2 separate regions of the Homo sapiens genome follow, and region 1 is linked to region 2. A link is a loop called in an ENCODE intact Hi-C map of the cell type or tissue named here. Cell type or tissue: dorsolateral prefrontal cortex. All regions are shown on one strand. Each heading gives the region's core, and the rest is flanking DNA. Links, peaks and the distances in the headings are about the cores only. Region 1 has its middle 160 kb from the start of SPANXN1. Region 2 holds the start of SLITRK2 (SLIT and NTRK like family member 2).

Region 1 (8,594 bases), core at 367-8,366, 410 kb before region 2:
AGATAAATTAAAATAGATTTACAATACGTCAAGTCATATGGGATGCAGCAAAAGCAGTATTAAGAAGGGATTTTACAGCAATGAAGGCCTGCATTACAAAGGAAGAGTTTCAGTTGAACATCTTAACTTTACACCTCAAGAAACTAGAAAAAGAAGAACATATTAAGCCTAAAGTTGTCAGAGGAAAAACAAGTAATGACTAAAGGAGAAATAAATGAAATGAGAATAGAAAAACAACAGAAAAAATTAAAATAACAGTTGATATTTTTAAAAGACCAGGAAAGTTGAAAAAAAGAAAATTGACAAACCTTAAGCTAGATTAACTAAAACAGGGAAGATACAAATAAATAAAATAAAAAATTAGATACAAGACATTACAAATGATACCACTGAAATAAAAATGATGAGAAGATACTGCTATCAATCATTATATGCCAAAAATTGGATAACTGAGGAGAAATGGATAACTTCCTAGAAACAGACAACCCACCAAGACCGAGTCATGAAGAAATATTATATCTGAGCCATCAAAAATGAGTAATGAGCTGATGTATTAATAACATTTTTATTATTATTTTCTACTATAAAACCCAGGACAAGATGGCTTCACTGGTAAATTCCACCAAATACTTGAAGAATAATTAACACTAATTCTTCTCAAACTCTTCTAAAAAATGAAAGGAGATAGTTTTCACACTCATTTTTTGAGGTCAGCATTACCATGATACCAAAGCAACACAATGATACTACAAAAATAAAAATTACAGCCCAAGACCCCTGATGAACATAGATGCCAAATATTCAACAAAATACTAGCAAACTGAAATTAAAAGCACATTAAAAGGACCATATATCATGATCAAGTGGAATTTCTCCCTGGGATGCAAGACTTCTCAAAACACACAAATCAAAAAATGTGATATACCATATTAACAAAATGAAGGATGAAAATCATATGATCATATCAATAGATGCAGAAAAAGCATTTGACAAAATTCAACAGCATTTCATAATAAAAATCCTCAGGAAACTAGGTTTAAATAGAATTTAACTCAACATAATGGAAGGAATATATGACAAGCTCATAGATACATCATTTTCAGTGGTGAAAAGCTGAAAGCTTTTCCTCTAAGGTCAGGCACTAAAGCAGGATGTCCACACTTGCCACTTTTATTTAATATAGTATTGGGAGTCCTGGCCAAAATAATTAAGGAAGAAAAAAAAATAAAAGGCATCCAAATTGGAAAGATGTAAGATTATTTTTGTTCGTAGATGACATGACATTTCTATACGTAGAAAAGCTCTAAAGATGCCAAATAAACTGTTAAAGAATTCAGTAACTTTGCAGGATACAAAATCAACCTACAGAAATCAGTTGCTTTTCTATACATTAACAATAAACTATTCAATAAAGAAAGTAAGAAAATAATCTCACACACAATAGCATCCAAAATAACAAAATACTTAGCAATAAACTTAACCAAGGAGGTAAAAGACTCATACACTGAAAACTATAAAACATTGATTAAAGTAATTAAAGAAGACATAAATAAATGAAAGATATCCCGGGTTCCTGGATTGGAAGCCTTAATATTTTTTAAACCACTATGCTACTGGCATAAAAACATATATATACACCAATAGAATATAATAAAGATCCTAGAAATAAATCCACACCTATATAGTCAACAGATCTTTGACAAGGATGCCAAGGATACACAATGAAGAAAGGATTGGTTCTTCAACAAACTGTGCTGGGAAAATTAGATAGCCATATGCCAAAAAAGTTACTGGAGTGTAATATTATATCATACACAAAAGTAAACTCAAAAGGGATTAAAAACTTAAGCATAGGACCAGAGATTATTAAACTCCTAGAAGAAAACAAAGGGGAAAAACTTAGTGCCATTGGTCTTACATGATATCAAAAGCAGAGGTAATAAACATATATATAGACAAGTGGGAATACATCAAACTAAAAAGTTTCTGCACAGCAAAGGAAACAATCATTAGTGATGTGAACAATGTATGCTACAGAATGAAAGAAAATATTTGCAAATTATAGTTGATAAGTGGTGAATATCCCAAATATATAAGGAACTCCTACAACTCAATAGCAAAAAAAAGAAAAAACAATTAAAAATGAGTGAAGTATTTGAATAGACAATTTTCTGAAAAAGACATACAAATAGACAACAAGTATATTAAAAGATGCTTGGCTGGGTGCAGTGGCTCACGCCTGTAATTCCAGCACTTTGGGAGGATGAGGCTGTTGGATCATCTGAGGTCAGGAGTTCAAGAACAACCTGGCCAACATGGTGAAAACCCATCTCTACTAAAAATACAAAATTAGCCGAGTGTGGTGGCGAATGCCTGTGATCCCAGCTGCTTGGGAGGCTGAGGCAGGAGAATCGCTTGAACCTGGGAGGCAAAGCTTGCAGTGAGCCAAGATCATGACATTGCACTCCAGCCTGGGCAACAAGAGCAGGAACCCTGTCTCAAAAAAAAAAAAAAAAAAAATGCTTAATGCCTGTAATCATCAGAGAAATGCAAGTCAAAACCACAATGAAATATCACTTCACAACTGTTAGAATGACTAGTATGAAAAAACAAAAGATAAGCTTTGGAGAGGATATAGAGATATTGGAATACTTGTACTCTGTTGGTGGGATTGTAAAATGGTACAGCCACTATAGAAAGCAATATGAAGGTTGATTTCTAAAAGTTTAAAATATAACTATAATACTACTTGTGGATATCTACTCAAAAGATTTGAAATCAGTATGTCAATGAGGTTTCTACACTCCCGTGCTCATTGAAGCATTATTCCTAATAAAGAAGATATGGAAGTAACCTAAATGTTCATCAATGAGTGAATGGATCAACAAAATGTGTTATTACACTATTGAACATTATTTACTTTCTATGGAGAACAAAATACTCCCATATTGACTGAATACGGATGAACCTTGAAGACATTACGCTATGTGCAATAAGCCAGTCTCAGAAGGACAAGTATTGCATGATTTCACTTAAATGAGGTATCTAAAATAGTCAAACTCATAGAAACAGAGTAAAATTGTTGCTGCCAGCACCTGACTGTTCAATGTGTCTGTTTCAGTAAGTTTCAGAGATCTGTTCAGAAAACCCTGTGCCTATAGTTTAACAATACTGTATTGTACACTTAAAAATTTGGTAAAAGGGTAGATCTCATGTTACGTGTTCTTACCACAGTGAAAAAAATAAAATAAAAATATTTTCCGTAGGTTCTATCACATGCAATGGATGAGAAAAATACAATAAATTGCTATATATTTAAATAGAAGTGAAAATTGTTATAATTTATCATTATATATTGCCAACCTAAAATAACAGAAAACCAACTGGAAGGTTTTCACAATCTACTAAAAGATTTTGGTGTAATGACTATATGCAAGGAAAACTTTGAATAATTAATAACTATAGCTGACTAAAGCCATTCTGTCCAATATGGTATCAGCTAGCCACATGTAACTATTAATCACTCAGTATGTGGCTACTCACAGTTAAGATGTGTTCTGACATAAATACTGGATTTTTAAGTTTTAGTAGGAAAAATAATGTAAAATCCCTTATTAATGGTATTTATAAACTACATGTTGAAAATGTCAATATTTTGATATATTGTGTGAAATAAAATTTGTTATGAACAATCTAGAAAAAAGAAGATCAAATATTTAATATAATTATGTGTCCTTAGAATGAGTATGAAGGGGGTCCTTGATGTTTACTGTATACAGGTGATTTTGCCAAGTTCTTCCTCAGGGCTTCCTGGATACCTTGGTAATTCTGGTCTGTAGTTTGGGTGACAACCACTAGAGGGCAATCATATCCTCTAAAGCACAGTTTTCTTTTAAATACAACTGTTTCTGTATGGAGACACAGATATAAAATTAATCTGCAGAAATAATTGAGTAGACCCACATTTTTTAGTTCAATAACATAAAATGAGGGTTCTTAGGCACCTCGAAGATATTCTATGTTCCATACACATGCTAGATGCCTGGTCTTTTATTTATTAATCTTCCTACCTCAGAACAAATGACAAATCCAGAATACCTTTTGTTACTGGCCAGAGATTGCAAAAGTAAACTTGATGTTGTAATATTTGTTAAAATTCAGTTGCAGTATAAAGATTAATCTCTTCAGGTATATATTCCTGTTATTGCTGAGGGCTTAATTTGTGTTTGGCTTCTTAAGTATTACCGAAAGAGCATCTTGGGCTATTCTAGTCTCAGTAGTCATAGATCCTATTTTCCCTTTGGAGTTTATACCACCAAGGGACTCATGTCTCCTTCTTAAATTCAAACTGGGTTTTTCATGCCGGTCAAGTTGGAGTAAAGCCAACTACAGCTTTTCTCTCCCTCTGATTACTAATAAGAAATACGGATTACATATAAAAAGCAACTATCTGAGGACTTTGAAAATTAAAGAATAATAGGGTGTTTGAAGAGAGAAGTTAAAATGTGAAGGACAAGTACTGTGATGCTTTTCTTGTTTGTTTGTTTGTTTGTGTGTGTGTTGCTTTTCTCCTTGATCCCCTAGCTTTGATCCAAGTTGCAGAAATCCACAGACAGAAAACTCCTATAGACAGCTCCTCTTTGTGGCTCAAGGACCAAGGAAAAGGCCCCCTTGACAACTGAGAAGTAGAGAAGAATCTCCCTCCCTCCTTTCCTCCCTTTCTTTCTTTTTTTTCCTTCGACATTATTAAGATGTAGAAAAGATTTTCTTCCAAAGGTGCAGCATGAGGGAATTTGGGGAGGGTGGGTGATGAAATTGTGGTTGTAGTTAGGGGCTCTATGCATTGATCAAAACTCAGAAACCAAAAAGTGAAGTTTACTGTATGTAACTTAGAAACTCAATTACTAAAATATCAAACTGTCCCTAGATGGCATGTTGTTTTGAATGGAACATAAGATTTTGAATTGGGAAGTCATAGGTTCAAGTCTAGTTCTGCTACTTACTAGTTTTTGAATTTTGCATAAATCACTTAACCTCCTTGATCCTCAGTTTCCAATCCTGTACCTGATTACATAAGAATACATATACAAAGAATATATTCCTCTCTCTCTCTCTTTCTCTCTCCATCACAAAGAGAGAAGGAATTCTGCTGCATAGAAGATTAGAAAATCAATCTTTTTCTCTAACCATAACTTTCTCCAATCAGACTTGGCCAACCCTACTAGCTTCTACATCTACCTATTACACAATAGTGACAGAAAATATAGGGGTCCTCAGATCTTCCTCAACCTGCTATGAATATGGCTATTAAATTAAGAACTTAATAGATCTCTTGCTCCTTTTTGATCTCAAAGTGTCTTTTGGAGCTAAATTTGCAAAGAAAAGGCCCTCATTAAAAAAACTAAGTAAATTTAAGGCCAGGCACAGTGGCTCACGCCTGTAGTCCCAACACTTTGGGAGGCCAAGGCGGGCAGATCACTTGAGGCGAAGAGTTTGAGACCAGCCTGGTCAACATGGAGAAATCCTGTCTCTACTAAAAGTACAATAATTAGCCAGACATCGTGGTGTGTGCCTGTAGCCCCAACTACTCAGGAGGCTGAGGCAGGAGAATTGCATGAACTTGGGAGGCAGAGGTCACAGTGAGCCGAGATTGTGCCACTGCACTCCAGCCTGGGTAATAGAGTGAGACCTTATCTTAAAAAAAAAAGAGGAGGCCGGGCACGGTGGCTCATGCCTGTAATCCCAGCACTTTGGGAGGCTGAGGCGGGTGGATCACAAGGTCAGGAGATCAAGCACATCCTGGCTAACACGGTGAAACCCCATCTCTACTAAAAAATACAAAAAATCAACCAGGCGTGGTGGCGGGCGCCTGTAGTCCCAGCTACTCAGGAGGCTGAGGCAGTAGGATGGTGTGAACCCAGAAGGCGGAGCTTGCAGTGAGCCGAGATCGCACCACTGCACTCCAGCCTGGGCGACAGAGCAAGACTCCATCTCAGAAAAAAGGAAAAAAAATCTAAGTAAATTTAATATTAATATGTGGCTTACACATGTAAGTTTGTGTGAGTAATGAAAGGCTATATAATGCTACACTGACTATATAAAACAACAGATTTATTGTATGCCCTGATAATTGATGATATAATATCATATCATATACTACAAATAACTAACATATTAGAATAAACCAAACATTTAAATGGCAGCTTCTCCACACACATAGGTGGTTGGAGTTAGAAAGGACTTCAATTACTACTGGGTCAGTGCTCAAATAATCCTAAAGAGGTTTTAGTTATGTTTATTTTTTCAGTTTAATTTGACTTGCTTTTAAATGAGAAGTTTAACCTTTCACGAACAAAAGCATGAAAAACTTTGAGGGGGAGGGAAATTACAGTGTTTTAACAGACAGGTTCTTGCTGTATCAATGTAATTAATTGAGAAATACTTAGATCTTTGGTACACTGATTATTCAAAGATGTTTGACAGCTCTGTGCTGAAGAAAAATAAATTATATAAAGATTGTAAAAGTTCAAAGGCATATCGAAACTGCTTTTGATTCAGACACAGACAACCTTTGGTCATTGCCTTTTTCTAAACTATTCTCTAGACTTGAACACGAATAAGAATAGTTTGTGTAATTTCATCTCTTCTTTGAATTCAGAATACCACTTTGTTGTGCATAATTTTATACCAATAATTTCCGTTGCAAAACAAAAAAACATACTGTATTATTTTGATCCAAGAAAATATCCATTAGCTTTCTCCTATTCAGTAATTATGGAATGATGCATTTTCTATGAAATAACATATTGTCTGAGGAAGGTACTCACGGGCAAAGAGAGACTCCAGAGGGGAATCACAGCCCAATATGCATATTCTAACCCTTTCTGGAATGCTGAATTTAAGCTGTCACTGTAAAACAATGATATCACTTTTTTTCTTCATTCTGCCCAGGAAAATATTCTGTGGTTGGCACTTGATTTAATTTCATAATTCTAAAACTATCTTATAAAAGTTGAAGAGCTAATTGAAGGGAATTCCTTCAGAGTTGACTATATGAATTAATATCATTTGGCTGTGTCCCCACCCAAATCTCACCTTGAATTGTAATAATCCCCACATGTCAATGGTGGGGCCAGGTGGAGATAATTCAGTCTTGAGGGCGGTTTCCCCCATACTGTTCTCATGGTAGTGAATAAGTCATATGAGATCTGACAGTTGTATAAATGGGAATTTCCTTGCACAAGCTCTCTTGTTTGCTGCCATGTTAGATACGACTTTGCTCCTCATTTGCCTTCCTCCATGACTATAAGGCCTCTCCACCCATGTGGAACTGTGAGTCCATTAAACCTCTTTCCTTAATAAATTACCCAGTCTCAGGTATGATTTTATTAGCCGTGTGAGAACAGACTAATACAGTAAATGGGTACTGGTAGAGTGGGGTACTGCTGTAAAGATACCCAAATATGCGGAAGCGACTTTGGAACTGGGTAACAGGCAGTTACCCAGGTTGAAACAGGTTGAAACAGTTTGGAGCGCTCAGGAGAAGATAGGACAATGTGTGAAAGTTTGGAATTTCCTAGAGACTTCGAGGGCTATGAAGACAGGAAGATGTGGGAACATTTGGAACTTCCTAGGGATTTGCTGAATATGGATTAGACCAAAAAGCTGATATGGATAATAAGGTCCAGGCTGACATGGTCTCACATGGAGATGAGAAACCAGTTGGAAACTGGAGCAAAGGTGAATCTTGTTGTGCTTTAGCAAAGAGACTGATGGCTTTTTGCCCCTGACCTAGAGATATGTAGAACTTTGAACTTGAGGAGATTTGGGGTATCTGGTAGAAGAAATTTCTAACTGCCAAAGTGTTCAAGAGGAAGGAGAGCATAGAAGTTTGAAAAATTATGTGATATAAAAGAAAAACCCATTTTCTGGGGATAAATTCAAGCTGGCTACAGAGATTTGCATAAGTAACGAGGACCCAAATGTTACTCACCAAGAAAATGGGAAAAATGTCTCCAGGGCATGTCTCAGACCTTCATGGCAGTCCCTCCCATCACAGCCCCAGAGGCCTAGGAGAGATAAATGGTTTTGTGGGCCAGGTCCAGGGCCACCCTGCTGTCTGCAGCCTCTGGCCTTGGTGCCCTGCATTCAAGCTGCTCCAGCTATGGCTAAAAGGGGCCAAGGTACAGCTCAGGCTATTGCATCAGAGGGTGCAAGCCCCAAGCCTTGGCAGCTTCCACGTTGTGTTGAGCCTGTGGGTGCACAGAAGTCAAGAATTGAGGTGTGGGAACCTCTGCCTAGATTTCAAAGAATGTAAGGAAACACCTGGATGTCCAGACAGAAGTTTGCTGCAGGGACAATGCCCTCATGGAGAACCTCTGCTAGGGCAGTGTGGAAGGGAAATGTGGGGTTGAAGCCTCCACACACAGTCCCCACTGGGGCACTACCTAGTGGAGCTGTGAGAAGATGGCCATCATCCTCCACACACCCCAGAATGGTAGATCCACTGACAGCTTGCGCCATGCACCTTGAAAAGCCACAGACAGTCAACACCAGCCTGTGAAAGTGGCTGAGATGGAGGCTGTACTTTGAAA
Region 2 (8,594 bases), core at 104-8,103:
GGTAGATCTGGGGTATGTCATCCTTGCCATTTTGTTCATATTAATAGACTAGTCCTCTTCACAAATGATGACATTTTTAAAAATCAGAACTACTTAGTGCAAATCCTGAGTAGCTGCTCCTCTGACCGTAACTCTTTAGAACTGGGCATCTTCTATGCAGACATTTTTGAATTTTCCAGCAGAGTCAGCATTAAACTCTCTACCACAGCACATACTTTACCATATATTTATACTAGCCAAACATAAATACATAAATAAAATCAACAGAACTTATTACAGAGGCTCAACTGCATTATACCATTCCAATAAAGTGCAATGTCAAACCTAATAAATTTGGCTTCCTCCTGAACACATTAGGTTGTAACTCCAAACCAAAATATGACTTCCAGCTGCAGCAAAATTCATAAGATAGAATGTGTCAGGATAGATGAAATACCTACTAATGCTGTCCTGAGCCTTATCTGTTAAATTTGTGGCTTTTGCCATGTATATGTGCTCCCAAGTCTAGTAAGCTTAAATGTGGTTCTTACTGATAAATCACTGGACTCAGTCAAAAAAGAGGGAGAGCCAGAGCCCTTAGAGAACAGGTATCATTAATAAGTGGCACTTGGTGTAATTGATGGGGGCACCATAAGTCTTTCTATAACTTTGTAAGACATGCAGTTGTCTTTTCCTTCTATTTCTGTACTTCCCCTCTTGATCTACTGCCTCTTTTCTCCTTTCTATCCCATTTTCCTTCCTTTCCTGCCCATTCCAGCGTGGCAGTGTTATTCAAACTGTAAGAGGCAATCTACAGTCACTCCTGAGTTCAGTTTAGTGGGCCACAGCCAAGCATTTAAAAAATCGACTACAATAGAATAATATTTCATTATATATTGTTATATTACTTATTACATTTATATAATTACACGTATGTATATATAGTATACATATGCACATTACACACACACACAAAAGCCAGTGACGCTGCTAATCCTTCTACATTGCATAGGGCAGCCCCCACAACAAATAATCATTTGACCAAATATATCAACAGTGTTGAGTTTGAGCCCTGATGTATACATATATGTAACTATTTGAAAACATCTGTAAAATGAAAGATGGAATTTTTTTGAAGTTATTTTAAATGTTTGACATTACATGGCTCCAACTAGAATCATAAATATTTTTTCTAATGCTAATTCTGTTATCCAACTTAAATTAAGATGTTGGTTTCTGACTAAAATCAACCATTTCACCAAGAATGGGAGTAAGGGTAAGTTACTTAAATTTTCTGAGTCTCACTTTCCTCTTTTGTAAAGTCTGGCTAATCATACTGGCCTGTTGAGGATTGTCATGAGAAACATAGAAAACAGATATAAAATATTTTGTATAACTTATTTATTTTAAGAAGTGAGTTAAAAATTTTTTTAGTTTAAGATTTATTTGCACATACATGTACCACCGTTCAATTTTCAAGAGTTCTGTATACATCCCATCCTTACTGACTCCACATAGCAGGTGCCAGTTTTACACATGGGGAACTGAAATTGGTGTAATGCTGTTTTTGTCCCATTGTGAGAAAGTAGCACGGGTGGAATTTGAACCCAGGTCATTGGGCTCCAAGGGCTTGGATATGTATTTGATTAAAAGAAAAACTGCCCTGGGTCTTGGCCCAGCACTATTTCAATCAGGCCAAAATGCCTGCCAAATAATCCAAATAATTGAATTGAATTGAAAAATATCCACCTTTTCAATAACATCAGGAACAAAAGTCTACAATATCCTGTAAACTATAATTACTAATATTAAGGGCATGTCCGCTTTGTTGCGTTTCTTTATTTAGGAATTTGTTCTGTGGCACTCTTCTTTGAAACCTTTGGTTGGAAAGAAACTATGTTCACTGAAAATGCAGCACATTTTGTCTTCTTTTATATGTTTTAAAGCTTTCTAGTTCTGGATAGGTGTGAAGAAGTTGAAAAAGCAACATTCTCAGGTAAATTACGTACTACACAGTAATAGGACATCCTTTACATCATCCTGGAAACATATGCGCTTTTTATCTCACTCATCGCAGGTGAAATTTCTGGTTTTCTTCTAACCTTAGAATGAAATTATAAAAACCCAGGCAAGATTTAGTTTTATTTCTCTGTTTTTCCACTAGTTTTCCAATCGGGATCTCTATGTTGTTTAGTAACACGAACTTCACAATAGAAAGTAGCTTACAGTAAACCAAACCCCCACCACATGCAATTTACCTATATAACAAACTTGCACACGTACACCTGAACCTAAAATAAAAGTTTTTCAAAAAGAAAACAGCACATGGATATAAAGATACATTTACAGTGCTAGTATAAAGAAGAATAATGTGATTTTTATTAATGAACAGAAGTACATTAATATGGTGTCTCTAGTATTCAATTCTATTTGGAAATTTTCCTCTAACACAGAAGCTTTTAGAAAATTCAGCATAAAGCAGCTTTCAAATAAATTGGCATATTTAAATTTTTCACAGACTTCAAACTCTCCTCCATTATAACTGTCTATGCAAAACCCTCTCAGAAAGTTTTATATTGCTCATCAATTTTCGTGTCTGTGCATTCAAAGCACAGCTATCCACCTACTTGAAAATTTTATGCTGACAAAAAGAAAAGTCTGCTCTTTTTAATTTTGTCTTACTATCAGTGTGGTCCCATGTGGAAAGGCAGGCTGCTAAATGCTTTTCGAAGGCTGGTGAACAGGTTAGACTTGCTTACAAGGCTAATTAAAATTGATGCATGCCATCTATTACATGTTACTACTGGATCTAAATAAAGTATCACTTTTCATCATTAATGCCATGTTCCTTCTCTACTCTGTATAGAAGTTTTTGCTTATTTTGTATGTTCCCTTTGGCTACAGACACATCACCCTTCTTAGTAAACTGTCTGAGTTTTTCAGCATGACTGTCTCATTATTTCTGTATTGGAATGGCCTCTTAGCTCTGTGTTTTGCAGTTGTTTATAACATCTACTAAAAGCGACATGAAAAGATGACACAGTCAGAAATACGGTAAAGACAGAAGTAACAGTATTAACTGACCTCATTTAGTTAATAATATGATGTGCTCAGTGCACTGCTTTTAGTCTGTAGCAAACAGCACATTGGATGTTTACACTAATACAGATATTGTAAAAAGAAGAGCAATGCTTCTGGATATATAACCGTACATACACTGCCCACGTGCTTATGTGAGAACTATGTTATTCCGAAGTTGCTTATCTGAATGGTAGGAAGATTTCAAAAAGGCTTTCTCAAGAATGAAATAAAAGGAACAGTAATGACCCTTACAACTCCGAAGATACGATTATAATTCTTCCGACTATTATTAAAGCAAACTCTGTACATCTTCATAATATAAGATTGCCAGTAGTTTTCTTTTTAAAAAGCCCAGCATAATCTCCTTAGAAAACCATTATGAAAGAAAGCCAAGAAGAGAGGACAGGAGAAGCACAAAAGATTCCCACGGGAAGGACAAGAAAAAGGTGGTTGTCAGTGCTGTGAGAACGAGTTGAAAGGCATGGGAAATATGGAAACAGACAAATTCCAATGCAGATCCACTAGCTGGAGAGGTAATTTTGCGTCTAATTTTGCACCTCTCTCCTCGCCTCCCCGTCTGCTCTCCACCATCACGCTTTTCGACAGTAAGAAGGATTTGGGGTTTTGCAGACTCTAGCGGGCATGAAAAGGATAGGGGGTGGCAACGACTTGAATTAATGACGTTCTCCTACAGGATGGAGGGGAAAATGACTTAGTGTCATCAAATGAACTCCCTACTCCTGGCATAAATTTATCAAACTGCAACTTTATCTCGAATACTCTGGAAGAGTAGAGGAGAGGCCCTAGAGAAAGCAAGTCTTGAGGGGAAACGCAATGCTCTTGGCAAAAACCGCACCTCCCTCTTGAACTACACTGACTCTTTTCACAGAGCGCCTTCCTTTAATAGAATCACAACCACCTGGACTACTAATAAGAGGAAGAAGAAAGGAGAAAAGGGAAGGGAGGATGGCAAAAATCACGCTCTAGAAGATCCAGGCAACGTCGTCGTGAAGAATAAAGGGAATCAAAATGGGCACTGGAACGCTGCTAAGGGCTTGCTTTGTTAACACACTTGCACAACTCAAGTTCAGCTCTATCTTATGTTGAAAGTCCTTGTTTACGATCCTCGTAGGAGGTTCTTAAATATCTGCCTGCGAACTCCCAAAGACTGGGCGCTTACTAGTTAGGGGAGGCAGCTGTCCCGGAGGGTGTCCAGCTCGGATGGCTGACTGCTCTTTCACTTGTCGTTAACTTCCACCCAGTAGTCTTAGTCTCCCCTTGGACATGGTACCGACCGTGTGCCATTCTTATTTCACTTGACCGAGCCCGAGCTGCAGCCCAGGGTGGAAGCCGCAAGGGCTGGGCAGAGTTCCAGGCAAGAGGGACCGAGAGGCGTGAGCAGTGCTCCGCAGCGCTTGTCAGAGAAATGGAGCAGCGGCTCCTTTGTGGGCTCTTACATCCCCGTCCTGGGTGCACAGCCCGGATATTTGATCTGTGGGGTGATTGATAAGTGAGGGAGAGGGGGGACGCGATCCCTCCCTCCCTCCTCCCTCCCTCCTCCCTCCTCACTCCCTCCTCCCTCCTCCCTCCCTCCTCCCTCCTCCCTCCCTTCTTCCCCTCTCCTCCCTCCCGCTTTACTTCCCTCCTCCCTCTCGCCTCCCTCCCTCCTTCCTGCAAGAAGCGTTGCCCGTTGGCTAGCTGCTCGGTGGGGATCTGCCTGCCCTGGGGGCGCCGCCCGCGCTCCCCGCGGTGCTCTCGCTCCTGGGCTGCGCCAGTCCGAGGCGGTGCCGGCTCCTTTGCCTCCCCGAGTCGCAGATGCTGCGGGCGCCTCCGGGAAAAGATCTGGGCGGCGCGCTCGCTCGGTAAGTTCTGAGCACTCAGGGACGCGGTGGCGACGCGGCCAGTGAGCCGGCTTTCCTCAGTCCGTTGCCTTTCCCGGCCACCTCTCCTTGCGAGGGGCACCAGCGTGGGGAGGCTGGGCGCCATCCGCGGAGGGCAGCTCGCTGGCGGCCGCCCTCTACCCTCAATCCCCACTGGAGATTCCTCACCCCGGGACCGTCCGCGCGGGCGTGGTCGGGCTCCGCGCCTCGCGCAGCGGGGTGGCACAGGCGGCCAGGGAGGGCCCACGCACCCGGCGCGAGCTAGAAGCCTCCGGTCGGCCTGCAGTGCCCAAGTCCCATGGCGAGGGCAGCCCGAGTGGCCGTCGCGGCTGTAGGTCCGCATGCCGGGCACCGCACCAGGCGTCTAGCAGGTAGGGGCAGGGAAGGTAGGGCTGCGCTGGCGGCCGGTGCCCAGTTACCGGCGATCGGGGACGCTCGGAGACACCTGGTCTCCCGGAAGCGCCCTTCGGAAATGGGATTCGACCCGGCTTGCGGGCGGCGGGTGTTTAGAAGAAGAGGCTGCGGGCAAGCAGTGCCCCCTCTCTGGTTCCCCGGACTCCTCTTAGCCCCCTCGTGGCCTGATGGGCGGCCGGGACGGAGGTGGGCTGTAAGCCCGCCGGCACCCACCGTGTCCTGTGGAAGGCTTGGAGACCTGAGCCAGGCTCTACTCGGTTAGATGCGAGTGAGACAGGCGACGGAGTTCGTCTTTAAGCCTCCCTTGCCTCAGCAAGGAGAGGGAGCGTTTTCCTTATTTTAATGACCGCCTTTCCCTCCCTTGGGGTCCCAGTTCACCCTGAACCTTTCCACAGCCTTAAAAGCCCGCTCTCCCTAGCGGAGTGCTGCGGCAGTTCTTCAGAAGACACGGGGCCAAATGAAACTTACTTAAAGTGGTTATCGCGTTTCAGGCTGATTTGTTCCTAGTAACTACGTTTTGGAAAGCAGCTGTGGACTCTCAAGGACAGGCAGGAACGAAGACCTCCTTAGGGTCCGAGTGTCGCTTCCCACAGTTAGATTACCCATGAATTTCCTTGATTCTGTAGGTCTCAAGAATCTCATGAGCCCCCAACCACCTCCACCTTTCTCTCTGAATCTCTCTCCTGTCTCTGAAATTCTTCGCAAAAATAATCTGTCCTCAAGGAATATTGAAAGCGTCATCAATGTCTTGAAGGAAATTACTGTATCTGAGAACCGAAACTAGTATTTGATGTTTCACTTTCAAATACATTTTTTTTTAATAAAAAGGATACCTTTAAGTAAAACACTACCACTGCTATTTACGTTTAAGTAGATTTTTAATTCATATTAAGCAGTAGTGTGCTTTTTGGAAAGATGATGGACTGGGACTCATAATCCCTGGGTTTTGTTTCTATTTGTAGTTTCTTGAGTAAGTCAGCACTTTCCCTGGTTAAGAAATGACCTCATCTGTAAAATGAACCTGACTTCTAAGGTCTTGTTCGGCTCTCACGTCTTTACTTCAGTTAAATATTGACATAATACATGTTTGTTGAATGAATGACTGAATGAATAAATCTTATTGCTCTAGGAACTATGTGCTTTTAACCTTTGGAAATACATAGAAACAAATGCCTCCTTTGCTAGGAAAGGGAGCTTAATTGTGCTCCCACTGCATCAGACTGCTTCCATCTAATGATGCAATTGCAATACAGGGTGGGAGGCCATCCACAGGGCTGTCCCTCTGCCTCAGAGCTCATCTCAAGTTTGCCCTTCTCTATGGAGAAGGAAAATTTGAGTCTCCAGAAGGAAAGTATTTTGCTAAACGCCAAGCAAGAATTAGAGGGTAAGGGGGCTTCTGATGCCTGGTCCAAGGCTCTTAGAAGAAGAAGAAGGAGAAAGGGAGAAAGCTCAAGAAAATAATGCACAGATCACCAGCTACAGGTGGCCCTAGTGCCTAAGTTTATAAACTACCCCCGCCCTTCCCGGAGAGAAAGGAGCTTGTATAAAGGGAACAATCCTAGAACCTAGGCTTAACAAGGAAGGAGAAGGGGAGAAGCAAGGGTCATTCTGTTCTCAAGTGGTTTGTTGTATCTGTGTGTTTATCTATTCCACATTTGGCCAGGCAGTGGGACTCCGGGAAAGCAAGCTGAAGTGTTTTGTGGGACAGGCACATCATTTGGTCAACTCCTTTTCCCTGGTTGATTCCCTCCTTTTCCTGACCCATCTCCCCCTTCCTACCAGAGGCAACCAAGGCCTTTCCAGGCAACAGCAGACATTATTTACCCCTTGCGAATTGATTCCACAATGGAAGACTCTTGGGTCCAAGGAGCTGTAAGATAATTAAGGAGAAAACAGATAATGAAGGCAAAAATCCAACACCTGGCCATTAGCAATGCTCTGGAAAGGCTATTTAAACCCGCATTGGATATCAGAGCTGGGAGGGCCCATACAGTCTACCTACCTGCCTTTTGCAGATGGACACAGGAAGATCCAGAAGCTAGTGGCACATCTAGCAACAGAGCCAGATCAGAACCCAGGTAAGCTCGGTCTCAGGCCAGGATTCCTTTTCCATCTCCTCTCTTTCTCAGGAGCCAGTCTTCCTGCACCAGCTTCCTCTTTTCTCCTAGCTCCCCTGCCCCTGCAGCCTGGAGGGCTCAACCACCCTTCCTTTGGCTCCCACTCCCAGCTGAGGCTCAGCCTGGCAGTGCTTTTCTGACACCCACTTCTTTTCTCCTTCCTCCAGGCAAGAAGTGCACGTTTAAACCTCATTATCTGGCTAAGTATAAACCTCAGGGAGAAAAGGGGTTTGTTTTTGTTTTTCTCAGTCTATAAGCTAACATTGAGCTGACTTTCAGAGTCCAGGCAAATATGTTTGGTGGGTCACCACCCAGAAAGGAATTCTCTTAGCACTGAATCAGGGCTCTGTATGTAAAGTATAAATCCCCTAAGAGAACTCCTCACCCTCCTACACAGACACATTGGTGCATGCACACACACCCCACTCTCTGCACAGAGAGCATCTGAGCTAGGAGCTGGCAAGTGGGGCACCAGTCCTGTAGCAAAGAGGCACACCACACACACACACACACACACACACACACACTCTCTCTCTCTCTCTCTCTCACTCACACACACACACACACACACACACACACGCTTCTCCCTTGCTTGGGAATCTGGGAGAAGAACCCCCCACCCCCACCCCTGCCCTCCATAGGCATTGTGTAGGTGAGAGAAAGAGGGAGGAGTGAGAGAGAACACACAGAGGGGCCCAAGGAGGTGCCAGGCCATTAGCAGGGCCCCTCCTTGAGAAACCCCTCTGCAGGAGCTTCTCCTGCCGCCAGCCAGGTTGGAGGTGGAGTAGTTCAGAATCAACTGACGCAGCCGGGAATTGAGCTTTGCAAAGCCACTTGCAAGGAAGGGAAGCATCTGCCCAACCCTCCCCCACCGCGCGCCCTGGATCCTCTGCCTGCCCCCTCCCCCGTGACGTCACCCTAGTCCTGTCCCGGGGAGCCTGCAAAGCCTCTCAGATTCAAACTGCTAGACGCACTGCTGCCACCGCCACCGAATTGGAAACGCGCGCCCAGGCTCCGTCGTCGCCTTCGCCCGCCGACCGGGCCAGCCGGCTCTCCGACCTCCCTACAGAATCGCACCCCAGTCCCTCCCTGGCAGCTCGGCTTCCCTCAGCTCCAACTCTTC

The links. A loop is a pair of places that touch in the nucleus more often than their neighbours do. Peaks named below come from ENCODE experiments on the same cell type or tissue, not always from the same donor. Only the 100,000 strongest peaks of a DNase experiment are listed, where the experiment ranks them.
Region 1: a loop joins it to region 2, with 4 times the contacts of the local background. A loop is called at or near these places in 4 of 110 quality-filtered maps.

Annotation. Positions count from the first base shown.
Region 1 is chrX:145,401,357-145,409,950 of GRCh38, forward strand. No RefSeq gene overlaps it. Among named protein-coding and RNA genes, the nearest start is that of SPANXN1, 160 kb to the left of the region's middle. In dorsolateral prefrontal cortex, for the core only: CTCF peaks have their summits at 3,852 (motif pointing right) and 4,064; no DNase peak of the experiment used is centred there; H3K27me3 peaks cover 2,477 bases.
Region 2 is chrX:145,813,105-145,821,698 of GRCh38, forward strand. It overlaps SLITRK2 (SLIT and NTRK like family member 2), which reads left to right and starts at 4,725. Exons shown (of 5, transcript NM_032539.5): 1 at 4,725-4,922; 2 at 7,370-7,432; 3 at 8,244-8,594. In dorsolateral prefrontal cortex, for the core only: no CTCF peak of the experiment used is centred there; DNase peaks (open chromatin) are centred at 4,417, 4,807, 5,427 and 7,924; H3K4me3 peaks cover 4,975 bases; H3K27ac peaks cover 5,300 bases; H3K27me3 peaks cover 4,930 bases.